Regions from separate parts of the Homo sapiens genome. Here region 2 is linked to region 1. Evidence: chromatin loops called from intact Hi-C (ENCODE). Cell type or tissue: Calu3. All regions are shown on one strand.

Evidence for each region. Peaks named below come from ENCODE experiments on the same cell type or tissue, not always from the same donor. Only the 100,000 strongest peaks of a DNase experiment are listed, where the experiment ranks them.
Region 2: a loop joins it to region 1, with 2.5 times the contacts of the local background. A loop is called at or near these places in 4 of 110 quality-filtered maps.

The regions. Positions count from the first base shown.
Region 1 is chr2:227,225,161-227,233,160 of GRCh38, forward strand. All of the region lies in intron 1 of COL4A3 (collagen type IV alpha 3 chain), which reads left to right. It overlaps MFF-DT (MFF divergent transcript), which reads right to left. Exons shown (of 14, transcript NR_102371.1): 11 at 3,321-3,472; 12 at 2,610-2,732. Among named protein-coding and RNA genes, the nearest start is that of COL4A3, 65 kb to the left of the region's middle. In Calu3, no CTCF peak of the experiment used is centred here; DNase peaks (open chromatin) are centred at 3,121 and 3,351.
Region 2 is chr2:227,030,005-227,038,004 of GRCh38, forward strand. COL4A4 (collagen type IV alpha 4 chain) reads right to left here. Exons shown (of 48, transcript NM_000092.5): 38 at 3,406-3,477; 39 at 2,144-2,272; 40 at 1,941-2,051; 41 at 439-594. Among named protein-coding and RNA genes, the nearest start is that of COL4A4, 130 kb to the right of the region's middle. In Calu3, a CTCF peak has its summit at 3,546 (motif pointing right); a DNase peak (open chromatin) is centred at 3,567.

The DNA of each region.
Region 1 (8,000 bases):
CTCCCAAAATGCTAGGATAACAGGTGTGAGCCACCTGGCCTAAACTTTGGTTTTGTAAATAACATTTTCAAAGATTTTTTTTCAAATGGTCCTATGAATAGACAAACCAGGCACATGACCTAAGAAGTCCCATCCGCCTTAATATGCGTCTCCACCTGCCAGCCTGCAGCTCGAATTTTCCATCACTTGTGGCACTGGTGGCAGCTTTCTGTCTTTTTTGTTTGTTTTAAGAGGTAATGTTTTCTGAAAAATGTGTCAGTTCCCAGGCGGATTTTTAAAAATTAACCCATTAGCATCATGTCTCTCGATAAGATTAGTTTACTTTCACCTCTCAGACAGAAGACCCTGCAGCAGCAGGTGACAAAGCAAAGAGTGACCAACAAGAGAGAGTGGAGGTGGGTGTGGCTAATTTAGTGGTTCCCAGTGCAGGGTTGCACCAGGCCAAAGCAAGTGAGAAAAATAAGAACGAGGTAGAGATTTTTTTTTTTAATCAAGTAAAATGGGAGCTTTTTATCAAGTTCCCATGTTAAGGGAACAGCTTTTTCTTTCTTTTTTTTTTTTTTTTTTGTTGAGACAGATCTCACCCTGTCTCCCAGACTGGAGTGTAGTGATGTAACCTCTGCTTACTGCAACCTCCACCTCCCAGGTTGAAGCGATTCTCTTGCCTTAGCCACCCGAGTACCTGGGACTATAATTACACTCCACCATGCCCGGCTAACTTTTGTATTTTTAGTAGAGACAGGGTTTCACCCTGTTGGCCAGGCTGGTCTTGAACTCCTGACTTCAAGTAATCCACCCGCCTCGGCTTCCCAAAGTGCTGGGATTACAGTCGTGAGCCACCATGCCCAGCCAGGAACATATTTTATTCTGTGGGCATTTTACTTGCTTTATGGTATCTTAATTTTTCTCTGGAATATGAGGACAGTAGATGAGAGGTCTGCTGTGGTTTGGGGGGTGGGTGATTGTGTTGGTTTGTGTTTGGAGGTGGCCATTGCTCTTATATTGAAAAATATAACTAAGACAGCCCTCTGTTTGTCTTCCTTTTAAGACACATTTATTTTATTGCCCTGTGAAGTTCAAAACATGAAGAACTTTTGGACTAGAGGATCTGCTGGGTTCTTCCAGTCCCCAAATTGTATTCCCTGTGTCCCCCAAGCTCTGGACAGAAGCACAGTGGGAGAAGGGGAGGCACATGGGGGTAGGCGGACAGAAAGAAGAGACAGGTCCCAGTCTGCCATTCCAAGGTAGAAGACCATCTCTCACTGGAACTCACAGCTGATCTCTTCTTTAAGTTTCTATTCTAATGTTAGGTTTGTTTTTTTTTTTTTAGATGGAGTCTTGCTCTGTTGCCCAGGCTGGAGTACAGTGGTGCAATCTTTGCTTACTGTAACCTTCACCTACTAGGTTCAAGCAATTCTCCTGCCTCAGCCACCCAGGTAGCTGGGATTATAGGCACTCAACATCATGCCAAACTAATTTTTGTATTTTTAGTAGAGACGGGGTTTCCCCCAGTTGGCCAGGCTGGCCTTGAACTCCTGACCTCAGGTGATCTACCTGCCTCGGCCTCCCAAAGTGCTGAGATTATAGGCATGAGCCACCGCACCTGGCCTCTATCTTAATTTTTAATGCAATTTTTATATTGCCATAGAAAAAATATAATGAAGATAATTTGTACCAGGAATCACCAAGCTTTTCCCATAAAGAGCCACGTAGTAAATATTTTAGGCTTTGCAAGCCAAGAGGCAAAATGAAGGCTACTATGCAGATACCTATATAACAAGAGAGAAAATAAATATCCACAACATTTGTATTGATGAAATGCAAACTTATGGACATTGAGATTTAAAGTTTATATAATTTTCACATTACAAAATGTTATTTCTCTCTTAATTTTGTTTCAACCATGAAAAATATAAAAACCAGTCTTAGCTCATAGGCCGGATGGAAACAGGCAGAGGGCTGGATTTGTCCTGCAAGCTGCTGTCTGCCAAGTCCTGCATTATACAGCTAATTTCATGAGCTACTATGTTATGTTTTTCACTGGGATTTTACGTCCCATCATGAGGGGCACAGTGATAGGGTGAGAGGGGGAGAAACATACCCCTCCTCCCCCAGTGCCTTGTGGCCAGCAGAGCCCGTCAATAATGAAATACAGGCCGGGCACGCTGGCTCACGCCTGTAATCCCAGCACTTTGGGAGGCCGAGGTGGGTGGATCACTTGAGCTCAGGAGTTTGAGACCAGCCTGGCCAACATGGTGAAACCCCATCTCTACTGGAGAATCATTTGAACCTGGGAGGCAGAGGTTGCAGTCAGCCAATATTGCATCACTGCACTCCAGTCTGGGTGACAGAGCAAGACTCCATCTCAAAAAAAAAAAGAAGAAGAAGAAATGCAACACTGCACCTGAGAATATGACTGACCCTGGGTCAGACTGTCTCACCTGAATTCAGATCCCCACTCCCCATGTTCCTTACTATCCTTAGCCTCTCAAAATCCTAGGTTTCTCATCTATTAGATGGAGCTTATAACAGTACCTCCCTTACAGAATTGTTGTAAGATATAATGAGATAATATGAGACAGCCAGCACTGAAAGTGCTCAAAACATACTGAGATCATTACAGTGCTGATGGAAGTTCATTTCCTCTACCACCATCCTGATCAAGGGATCCCGTGGAGCCTATTTTTCTTACATGAATAGTGAAGTTTTCTCAGTCTTTCTGCATTCAAAACCTTTTAGGGGGTAAAAAGAAAAGAAAAAAAAAGGAACCTGGAGTTAATGATTATAGGTATACTTACCATTCTCTGCATTGCATAAGACGGGCAAAATTTTCTTACCATATTATTTATTCTCAAATGTACCAGAGAGCCCTCACTGCACCGTCTTTGTCAGAGTTAGTAATCTGTATGCTTGCTGTCATCCAGAAAATCAAAAACGGGTGGCTGGCTTACATGTCTAGACTAGTGATGTGTCTCTGGACGGGAGTTGAGGGATAGGAAGTGGCAGCTGCAGTGAGATTTCTTTGATGTCCAAGGGTGGTGACAGCAGCTTCAGGGCGGGGCAGGCGGGGGCATCCCGCAAAGCAGTCCATGGGTGTCATTCTTCTTCACTGGAGGGCATGGTGCCAGGGCACATGGTTGGTTGCTTAAGGCAGACACGGGCAGAGGCGGCCCTGCAGAGGACAGCTCGTGGCGTCTGTCTGGCACGGTTTGGCTATACTTGGTCAGCTCTTCTTTTCACACACAAAAACTTTCCCCTCAGGCTATTGGCTGGGCAGAGGGACTGGCAGGGTCAGTAATCATAATGCAAAATCAACAGACCTGCTCAGTAGGGTGTTAACCAGCTGTGAACGGTGCCAACTCCCCCTGCTATTAAACCAGGCTGGGCTGGGCTGGGCTGCGGGAGAGAGATTGGAGAAAGGCAGGGCAGGCCACGTCTGTTTCACCAGCATGCACAGGAACGAGCATGCTGGCTGTTGACAGTAGAGAGAGAAATAGTCAAGATTATTTGGAAATTATGTTCTGGTCTATTAATAAAAATGCATGTGCATATTTCCTGATCCTTTTAACGAACAATAAAAATGGATGTGTTTAATGAGATCCTTCATGAGTTTTAAGGATAAAAAGATAATTGTTTACAGTGCTAGGGGGATATAAGGAATTGTGAGACACCGTTCCCACCTGCAGTTTAGGGAAAGTGATAAACCCTCAACTCAGGAGCACCTAATGATCCATGTCAAGTCAATGAGTTAGTAACAGCCTACAGTAACAGCCCTCAGTGTATCCTATGAACTCTTCTAAGGGCTTACCTGTGCTAACCAATCTGACCCCATTTCACAGATGTGGAAACCGAGACACCTGAGACTGCCTAGACTCACAGAGGTGAGGTGGCAGAGCTGGGATTTAGACCCAGGAAGTACGTCTCTGGAACTGGTGCCCTTCACCCTGTACCACTTTGCCTCATAAGAGAAAGCGATGTGCAGGTGAGACATGGGTGGCACACGGGCACTGCGAGAATTGAGATCAAGAGAAGAGTGTGAGACCCAATTGATCCGCACTCCTGGAAGGCTTGCTGCCTTTGTGTAATATATTTGATCTGGCACCTTTCTTGGATAAGCATCAAGTACCATTGGGGTCTCTAACCAATATTTTGTTAAATAAAACATTGTAATGTGTCTGTGCTCTTAGGCAAATGATATTTGGTTAATCAACCAATATAGTCAGTGTACTCTAATAATACTATTAACAAATATGAGTTAATTCATTTATTGTTTGTTAGAGATAGATAACAGCAGTCTCTCACCCTTGCTCTTAGATTCAACACCAGTTCTTTGGCACTGGACAAGGGACTTCAAGAGGAAATGTCAGGGAGGAAGGTGGCTAGTGCAGACTGATGGAAGAAAGGATCAAACAATAGTTGTGGATGTCCTTTGGCTTGGAATCTTGAAAAGGAGAAAGGGGAGTCCCCCAGTGACTGAGTCCTTATTGAGTGCAGGGTACCAGGCAGGCTAGTGACAGCATCTCAACTCCTTACAAAAACACTGCAAGGTACATCCTAGTATCTCCCTTGACAGATGGGGGAACCTGGAAGGATTAAGAAATTTCCCGGCCGGGCGCGGTGGCTCACGCCTGTAATCCCAGCACTGTGGGAGGCCAAGGTGAGTGGATCACGAGGTCAGGAGATCGAGACCATCCTGGCTAACAGGGTGACACCCTGTGTCTACTAAAAAAAATACAAAAAATTAGCTGGGCGTGGTGGTGGGCGCCTATAGTCCCAGCTACTCGGGAGACTGAGGCAGGAGAATGGCGTGAACTCGGGAGGTGGAGCTTGCAGTGAGCCGAGACCGTGCCACTGCACTCCAGCCTGGGCAACAGAGCAAGACTCCATCTCAAAAAAAAAAAAAAAAGAAATTTCCCAAAGCTCCAGTTTGTAGCTACAATGCTGGGAGTAGACTCAACATAGATGGGTCCGTATATATTCAGTAGGTCCATACATACATGGCCTGTGATTTCTGGAATTCCAAACCTTTTTGGATTCTCTACAATGAAAGTTTATTTTGCATTTTAAGTAAGGCCGTAAAACAGAAATGCAACTGTGAAAAAGAATGATTTCCACAAGTTTAACTACTTAATATTCAAAAGTGCTAAAACATCATGTAATCTCGGGTCATTTCCTGATGGCAGGAGGGGGTTTAAAAGCCATAATATTATTATTAAGAGCTTTCTGTTCATGACAAATGATTTTGTATTCCATTAAGATATGAGGAAACTATGGGGTAATTTATTGCTGGAAGGAGAAAAATCATAAAAATGTTGCTTAAGAAATATCCATTAGTTATGCTTCCTTAATAGTTAGCCTTTGGCCATCCTGGTTTTTTATGTGATTTAACAGTTGAATAGTAATGAATGGGTTATTACTATTAAAGTAACCATAGTGTTTCAAAAAAATGGGTCCAACAATGTAGATGGATTAAAATCAATGAGAATAAAAATATGGACTCTGTATCTTTTAAATTAAATAATTCATTTGAATTTTTGAATTACTGAAACATTTGCAAATTGAAAATGTATTTAAGAAAAGACAGCATTAGTGAGAGAAATTAATATCATGAGTCTTGAGCTACTGTCATCACCATCCAAAAGTATTCAAGTGCCCCTGTGCTGGGGTCTCTGCAATATCATACAGGCAGGGCTTATTTCTACAGCAGCAGCTGAACAGCAGCCAGAGAGCAGCCCTGACTATAATTTTGAGTTCACACAATCAGGTGCAGCATCTACATGTCAGCAACATTGTCATGTGCTCTGAAGTCCTAGTCAGCTTAATTATGTAGCTGCACAAGCAAGCCACACCTTGCCAATTTAACTGAGAATTAAAGCTGGAATTATTTTGGAGCAGTTCCACTAACGCAGGCATAGAAACACAGCTCTAGACCTGGCTCTGGAGCCTCATCTGCAGGGCAGACCACATGCAAGTAGATGATATGGCAGACATGTATAACTGGTACATGTCTGCCATATCATCTGAGATATGTACAGTCAACAAGAGAGAACAGTCAAGCCTTTCACAATGGCTCTTCATTTATCTGACTGCTGGATGGACCAGAATTCTCCATACCTCTGTGCAATAGCAGCTCAGAGCTGGAGGCGTCCCCCTAGTATACCAGCACATGTCTGCTATACCAATCAGTTTTCTTTTATTTTTTATATTATTTAAACATTTTTTGTGGCCACATAGTAGGTATATCTATTTATGGGGTACATGAGATGTTTTGATACAGGCATGCAATATGAAATAAGCACATCATGGAGAATGGGGCATCCATCCCCTCAAGCATTTATCCCTTGAGTTACAAAGTATCCAATTACCTTTTTTTTTTCTGAAACAGGGTCTCATTCTGTTGCCCAGGCTGGAGTGCAATGGCATGATCTTGGCTCATTGCAATCTCTGCCTCCTGGGTTCAAGCAATCCTCCCATCTCAGCCCTCTGAGTAGCTGAGACTACAGGTGTGCACCACCATGTCCAGCTAAATTTTGTTTTTGTTTTCATTTCTTTGTAGAGATGGGGTTTCTCCATGTTACCCAGGCTGGTCTCGAACTCCGGATCTCAAGTGATCCACCTGCCTTGGCCTCCCAATGTGCTGGGATTATAGGCGTGAACCCTCGTGCCTGGCTGCATTCTTTATTTTAAAATAATTAAGTTATTATTGACTATAATCACCCTACTGTGCTACCAAATAGTCTTATTCATTCTAATTTTTTTTTGTACCCATTAATCATTCCACCTCCCATCCAACCCTTCACTACCCCTCTAAGCTTCTGGTAACCATTCTTCTACTCTTTATGTCCCTGAGTTCAGTTGATTTGATTTTTAGATCCCACACATAAGTGAGAATATACAATGTTTGTCTTTCTGTACCTGGCTTATTTCATTTAACATAGTGATCTCCAGTTCCATCCATGTCGTTGCAAATGACTTGATCTCCTTCTTTTTTGTGGCTGCATAGTACTCCATTGTGTATATGTACCACATTTCCTTTATCCATTCGTCTGTTGATGGACACGTAGATTGCTTCCAAATCTTAGCTATAGTATACTCTGGTTTCTCTTCAGATTGCATAAATCTTTCACCTTTTACCAAATCTTAGCTATTGTAAACAGTGCTACAACAAACATGGGAGTGCAGATATCTCTTTGATACACTGATTTCCTTTCTTTTGAATAGATACCCAATAGTGGGATTGCTGGATCATATGGTAGTGCAATTTTTAGTTTTTTGAGGAACCTCCACACAGTTCTCCATGGTGGTTGTACTAATTTACATTCCCACAAACAGTGTACAAGGGTCCCCTTTTCTCTACTTCCTTTCCAGCATTTGTTATTGACTGTCATTTGGATATAAGCCATTTTAACTGGGGTGAGATGATATCTCGGTGTAGTTTTGATTTGAATTTCTCTGATGATCAATGATTTTGAGCACCTTTTCATATGCCTGTTTGCTATCTGTATGTCTTCTTTTGAGAAATGTCTATTCAAATCTTTTGCCCATTTTTTGACCAGATGGTTTTAAATTAGCCATTTCACTCTAATTCCTGATGGTTGAAATTACTATTTTAACGAAGTAATTTAATTAAATATTAAATAAATAAGTGATTAAATATGAATGCATAAAAAGACATTTGTTTATGTAAAAATAAGGTTGAAAGATTTGATAAAATGAAATTAAGAGAAAAACTATTCAATTACATGTGGCTGAGCTAGCACTTAAAGAGTTAGAGAAAAATATGGATTAATATCCAGAAGGACTCTATAGTCAGATTGTTCCACAAGCATCTTTTATATTTTTTATTGTATTTATTTACTTTTTATGTTTTTGAGACAGAGTCTAGCTCTGTCACCCAGGCTGGAGTGCAGTGGCACAATCTCAGCTAACTACAACCTCAGCCTCCTGGGTTCAAGCAATTCTCATGCCTCAGCCTCCTGAGTAGCTGAGGTTACAGGCAT
Region 2 (8,000 bases), 200 kb before region 1:
TTGCAAAAGGAATTAGGTTTGCACAATCAGCTCAATTATCTCATTGATAAATGTATATTAACTATATGTTAAAATAAAAATATTTAAATATATTATGTTAAATCACATAAAGTATGAAAGTTCACTTGTTTTTACTTGCTAAAATGTGTCTACTATATTTTTAAATTGCACATGTGGCTTGCATTACATTTCTACTGTTCAATTCTGGCCTGGAAGATTATCAAGAGTATTATTAGGGGCTAAAGATGAACTTGTGTTTCTTCCTTTTACTTGTCCAACTTTGACCCAAACTTCAGGACTCTTTGGGGAAATAAGGACATTTTGGAAGGTAGTCACTTTGTTTGCATAGGAAATAGAAATGGCGGCACAGTACCCCAGACCCTCAAGGGTAAGATAACCAAGTTATTCACATATTACTTAACGGAACAACATTCATACCTTTCTGGCCATCTTTTCCATCACATCCTGGAAAGCCTTTGTATCCTGGAGGGCCTGGTGGGCCAGGGGGACCTGGTGGCCCTGGTAGACCACAGTCACCTGGCTCCCCTCTCAGAAGGTCAACACTCCCAGGGAGGCCTGGAGGCCCAGGTGCTCCTGACCACAGAGAAGAGACAAAAATATTCTTTTAGTCAAAGACGAATGTGTATACTGGCTGCTTGACAGCTTCCGAAGAAAAACAATTCAATGACTTGCAAGCAAGGAATAAAGAGAATTAGAAGAATAAGAAAGTCAATGATAACAGAAATGAAATAGAATGAATCATAATACCAAGTTGAGAAATGGTGTAGATAATGGGTTGGTAACTGTTAGACAAAATGAACCCAAGCAAAACCTTCCTTCCCTTCAAAGTCATTCCTGTTGAAAATATCATTTTGGGTTTTTGTTTGCATTGCCATCTTACTGCTTTAATAAGATGGATGGATGGATGGATGGATGGATGGATGGATGGATGGATGGATGGATAGGTGGATAGACGGTTGGATGGATAGATAAGATGGATGGATGGATGGATATGTGGATAGATGGTTGGATGGACAGATGGATGGATGGATGGATGGATGGATGGATAGACTGATGGACAGATAGACAGGCATTTGAGGAAATATGTCTGGTGGGAAAGGAATGTTCACTCGATTAAATTTATAATCCTAATGGAAAACAAGTTCCCACAAATAGGAATAAATTGACCCCAATTATATTCCTACTTAGCTTCTGTACTTCTTAGCGCACTTTTGAGAGCTTTATTATTTTCAGTGTATGATCCCTAAAATCCTAAAGATTCAAAGATGATGGGCATGTGTCTTTATGGAAGAGTTCTAAGAGCTTGTATGAATGCAATTGCCTGCATTTAGCAAGATATCACACGGAGCCACACTCTTCTCCCAACTCCCAACCCAGCTCTAGCCTAAACCTACTTGGTCAGCTTAGTAATGACTTCCAACATCTTTCCTTACCAAAGTTTGTCCCTGTGAAGTGATGAAAGAAACAACATGTACTGTCAGCAGCACATGAAGAGACTGTTTCTTGTGTGCCACAAGCCTGCATCCTGTCACTCTGGGCTAGTGCCAGTGGTTTATGTGACAGTTGCTAGAGACCAACAAGGAGGGTGCGATTCCCACTTGCCACCCACTTCTGAAGACATTTGGTCAGCATCAAGCTGGTGATAAGAAACGCTTGCTTATCAGTTTCTAGCCTGAAGAGACGAGGGTCTAACAGAGCTGAAATTGAAGAGAGGGCCAAGTCCTGGTCCTGGATATGGTCCTGAGAGCCCACCACTACCCAAAGTCCCACCCTAACTGTGTCCCACTTATCGACCTGCCAAGCTGATGGGGGGCTGCTTCAGTGCTTCTATTCTGCCACTCTCTGGTCCCACATTCCTCCAGAGCTGGCAGCATCTAACAAAGGGAGCACTGCCATCCTTTGTCATGATTCTCTCATACCTCTTGGGCCATCAGGACCAGGAGGTCCCTGATCTCCAGGTGGACCCGGGTCAGGAATGTCCTTAGGAGCTCTTCCTGTGGCACCTGCAGGACCAGGTGGTCCTGAACTCCCTAAGAAGAGACATGTTCACATGTTATCCTCATTGCATTTGGAAGGTTTTGGTTTAGTTATTGAAAGAAGGGCAAAGCATGCTACAGCTTACCTGGGGGTCCTGGGGGACCTTTCTTTCCACGAGGACCTGGAGGAGAGATTCCTGGGCTCCCAGGGTCTCCTCTCTCCCCTTTTAGCCCAGGTATTCCCACTGGACCAGGTGGCCCCACATCATGCAAACCTTAATGGGGAAAACAGAATTAATACTATATCTTCTCTTTTCTTGTCCCTGTTATAGTGCCTGAAAAGGAACCACTTCCCAATAGCGGCAGAGGAGTGGCTGGTTCTGCAGACACCAACAACTGGTTGCAGTGGTGATCCAAATGTCTGCACCATTTCTCTCTTAGGACCTATCACACTGGTCAGCCATAAGTTTTATTTCTTTTATAGTTATTTTCCAGATTTTAAAAAACAACAACTTAGAGGCAATACCAACCTCCCACCTCTACAATGGAGAGAGTAAAAACAAATGAGATACAATAAGTAATTATGCATAAGTTGCTTTGAAATTTGAGGTGGAAACTGGCATGATTAGAACTATTGTGGAATTTCACACTGGGAAGGAAGGACATCAGTGTTTTCTTGGAAGGCACACACATTTAATCTATTTGGAGGATCTACTAAATGAATCTTAAGTGACTATATTACTGGATCTTCCAAACTAGAAAGATTTCACCTCTCTCCAACAATAAATTCAAACCTAGCAGCACAATTCCTCTTCCCCAGGGTCACTCAAATTTGCATGTTAGGTTTCAGCTACTTTGTCTGATCATAAGCGGTTTTTCTGAGAAAGTAACGCAACAAATGTGCATTATACTAACAGAACAAGATACACTTGTCAAAGATTAACCTGTTTGCGGTATGAAAATAACAGCAAATTGTGTAGGTAATTTGTTTTAGCAGTGGCCATAAAAGGATGCTATTAGTACTAATTTGACCCATGTGGTCAAACATAGCATTACTATACTTAATACAAAAATTCTAAAATCCCCAGCTATTTACTTGTTAGGATAACATTTTGAAATCTGGCTCAATTGTTCAGAGTACTTTTAGTGGACAGAAAATTCCAAGCAATACCAACAAAAGACACTGTTAACCAACCATTCCTTCTTAAATAGGGTTTTCTCAAATGTCCTTTTCATATGTCATTTTCAGCACTAAAAATAGCTCCAATAGTGTGTCTCTAACCTAAGCCAGTTTTTTTCAGTTTTGCCTCCAAATCTCATGAAGTGCAGAAATACCAGGGAGGGTACCACTTTCTCTCATGAACCATGGACTGAAGCTCAGTCTGTTACGAATCGATTAGGTGCTTACCTGAAGCACCTTTAGTTCCTTTCTGACCTTTCAATCCATGCAAGCCGTTCAGGCCAGGTGATCCGGAGGGACCTGAAAAACACCACAGGCCTGTGACCCAAAGGAAGACCAGCCACCGGTACTCACTCTAGCCACAAACGCAGGCACTGCCCAGCAGAGGGCGCGTTGCTGGGGCCAGCAAACAGCTCTGAGCGTCTGGACTTCATCATCAGGGTGGAAACCCAGGCCCAGGACTATTTAACACATTCATCCGGTAAAGATTTTCTGCCAAGACAGCTTAACACAAACATTTCTTTGGTTTTAAAGTACTGCTGTTGGTTTCTGATCCTATCGTGACCAGATATGGTCTAGAATTACTGAATCTTGGCATAGGAAGTGACCTTTGATTTTATGACAATAAAATCACCCTACATGAGGAAAGAGATCGGATGGGAGCAAATCCAGGCCTCACACCTCCCAGGCTTGGGGTCACTGCACCCTCCTAGGGGCTGCAGGCTCCTGGTTTCTTCAGGATCTACTCATGGAGATGCAGTCAGACGAGAGGACGCATGGCGCCTGTGGCATGCTGGCAAATGCTTGCCCTGCGATGCTCAGGCCTGCATGGCGAGTGTGGCTCCAGCTATTGCTTTGCAGTCACTTCTTTCACAACCATTCTGATGCCTTTCTGCAGAACCTAAGTTTATTTTGCGATGATCACTGAAAACTCCCGTCTGTGTAAACAGACATTACCCCACTGATGCCTGTGCCTTCTCTCAGAACCTTCTGTTTAGTTCTCCAAAGAGCCGTCCACCAGCCTGGCTTGACTGAAGTTGTCACTAAACACTTCCAGTGGAAAATTTTTTTTAAGGTTTTTTATCAACGTATGTTGAGTTGTGTTGAAGTTGTCTGAACGAGAGCCTTTTCAAATGACACTTCTTGATGGCCCTTGGTAAAGTTGGAGGAGGAGAGGCAAGGAAGAAAGCAGGTAAGGAATATTTATCGAGCATCTCCAGGGCACTGAGCCATCTGCTGGGTGCCTTCTCACAAGTCCTGTCCCACTGATGGCTACGAGCACTGAAGCTTCTTCCCAGCCTCTGGTCAAGCCTGGAAAACTTCCTATCTCATCAGTAGATCTTCCACCCAGTAGCTGTTCTTTTTTTTTTTTAATTAATTAATTAATTAATTTATTTATTATACTTTAAGTTTTAGGGTACATGTGCACAATGTGCAGGTTAGTTACATATGTATACATGTGCCATGCTGGTGTGCTGCACCCACTAACTCGTCATCTAGCATTAGGTATATCTCCCAATGCTATCCCTCCTCCCTCCCCCCACCCCACAACAGTCCCCAGAGTGTGATGTTCCCCTTCCTGTGTCCATGTGTTCTCATTGTTCAATTCCCACCTATGAGTGAGAATATGTGGTGTTTGGTTTTTTGTTCTTGCGATAGTTTACTGAGAATGATGATTTCCAATTTCATCCATGTCCCTACAAAGGACATGAACTCATCATTTTTTATGGCTGCATAGTATTCCATGGTGTATAGAGCCTCTCGGTGCACAGCCAGCCTGTTTACTTAGTGTAGGGTCACATCTCTCAAATTTGGGATAAAAATACCATCAGCTTATAAGGTTGAACACAGAAGGTGCCCCTCACCTACCCCCATGATATAGGACCCCCTTGATTGTTGATGTCCACCCCACACTGTGAAACAATCATGTCTTTGGGTGACTGTCTCCCCTGCTCAAGGGTAAATAGGAGTTCAAGACTAGGTCCTATGGATGTGTTCAATAAATGTTTGTTGAGTGACTGAATGAAAAAATATGGAACAAGGTGGATGAGGGAGAAAGCTACAAAAAGGAGCAGGGTAGAATTTTTATTTGTATGCCATATCTTTCTTTAATAGATTTATAGGACAAATATAATTTACAGAAGTTAGAGGTATCAGTTTGCATATAAATAATTCAAGTGCTAATTATTGTCTATTCATTTTAAGCAAGTCCTCTGTGTATTCTTATTAGAAGCTGGCACAGTTAGTTGCTTCCATTCTATTTATCATCAGTACTTGAAACAGACAGTCATTATTCTTTTAAGATCTAGGATTTAGATTGGTTCAAATGAGCCATATTCTCGTGCACCAAAAAAAAAAAAAAAATGGGAATGCATCTTTATTTTCCCCAAATCTCTTATTCCTAACCACTTTTTACAGTTCTGGCTTAGTTTATTCTCCAATCCTCTTTCCTATTTTATGAGCCAACGTTTCAAGTTTGCACCAAAAGAACACACAGACCTTCTTTATCTGCCAAATCTGGGTATTTATTGCAATCTATCTGAAATGATAAATTTTCGGGGGGACCACTTCACTATTTCCACATGTTTTGATCTCCAGCTTTAGTCACCAAGATTGATGGCTTGGGGACTTGGCTGGGGTGGAATGTCTCTGCTTCTGCCAGCTCTCCATTGTCACATCAACACATCCAGATCCTAGGTTGTCACGGTCCCAGCCTCTCGCCATTGTTGAACTGGCCGACCCTTATCTGACCCAATGTTATCGTTCTAAATTGAATGCAGCTACATCTGAGTAGGGTTGTAAGGGTAATTTTTCCTTTTTACTGAAAGCTTTTTATCAATCCCATCTCTAAATCAGAAAGTTGTTCATGCATAAAATATATACAGTGCAGATGAGAGGCAATTAGGCTAACAAAGCACATTTCTGGGTAATGAGGAATTTTTATTCACCTCTCTGGTCATCCTCCTGCTAAACAACCATCATTTAAGGCTGCAGCACACTGCACTTTCAGGCTGGGTGCTCTTTCTCTAGTCAGTGAATGTAACCTCCAATCCAGCTGGAATTGTGGCTCCCATCTTTGTTAGCCAGCGAACTCTTTATGACTGCATTCCCACTCTCAGGCTGTATTTTGTTCTAAAGCCTGAAAACATTACTCGACACACCCAAGAGCTTTTATATGGGCTCATACTTTTAACACATAGGGTGACCAACGTGTCCCTGTTTGCCTGCGACTTCTTCCTGGTTTTAGCACTGAAATTTCTACATCCTGAAATACCCACTCAGGCCCAGGCAAAACGGGACAGCTGCTCACCCTAACTTCAAAGCTGATGGGAAGAGAGATCTTTGTGACTATAAGTAATGGTTGAAAAACCTGGAAGATTCTTATTAACAAAGATTCTGAAATAAGATTTAAATATTTTTTGTATCAGCAAATATGTGAGTGCCCACTAAGGGTGTAAGATATGGTTTCCTAATGCACAGAGTCTGCCCCAAATGTACCTCCTGGCAGGTGCTGTCAAGACGATGCGGGACAAGTCTGTCCCTGACTTGACAGAACAAACAGGCAATTACATCCAGTGTGGTAAGTGCTGTGGGGGAAGGGCAGGAGGAGAGTAATCTAGTAAAAAAAGCGGGGGGAGAATATTTCCATGATGTTCATAGCTCTAAGGGACATGGCATCTCTTTTCTGAGGAAAGCCATTTCCAGATTCTTTTTTCTTATGAAACATTTTACTTGCTACCAGTAAATATGGATACAAAATCCATATTCTTTCCAGTTCTTGTCATGCTACAGGTAATATTCTTTAGGTTTTCATTATTTCAATCTTATATTACTTTCCAACTAGGAACTGGGTGTTCTCCTTTTAAAGGGCATTTGTACTTAAAGTCTAGGAATCAAGCCATTTTATGATGATGATGATGACACTTTAAGTTCTGGGATACATGTACAGAATGTGCAGGTTTTTTACATAGGTATACATGTGCCATGGTGGTTTGCTGCACCCATCAACCCGACATCTGTATTAGGTATTTCTCCTAATGCTATCCCTCCCCTAGCCTCTCACCCACTGACAGGCCCCAGTGTGTGATATTCCTCTCCCTATGTCCATGTGTTCTCATTGTTTAGCTCCCACTTATGAGTGAGAACATGTGGTGTTTGGTTTTCTGTTCCTGTGTTAGTTTGCTGAGAATGATGGTTTTCAGCTTCATCCATGTCCCTGCAAAGGACATGCACTCATCCTTTTTTTATGGCTGCATAGTATTCCATGGTGTACATGTGCCACATTTTCTTTATCCAGTCTATCATTGATGGGCATTTGGGTTGGTTCCAAGTCTTTGCTATTGTGAATAGTGCTGCAATAAACATACATTTGCATAGGTCTTTATAGCAGAATGATTTACAATCATTTGGGTATAAACCCAGTAATGGGATCACTGGGTCAAATGGAATTTCTGGTTCTAGATCCTTGAGGAATCGCCACACTGTCTTCCACAACAGTTGAACTAATTTACACTCCCACCAACAGTGTAAAAGCATTCCTATTTCTCCACATCCTCTCCAGCAACTGTTGTTTCCTGACTTTTTAATGATCTCCATTCTAACTGGCAATGAGATGGTATCTCATTGTGGTTTTGATTTGCATTTCTCTAATGACCACTGATGATGAGCTTTTATTTTCATATGTTTGTTGGCCGCATAAATGTCTTTTTGAGAAGTGTCTGTTTATATCCTTCGCCCACTTTTTGATGGGGTTGTTTCTTTCTTGTAAATTTGTTTGAATTCCTTGTAGATTGTCAGATGGATAGATTGCAAAAATTTTCTCC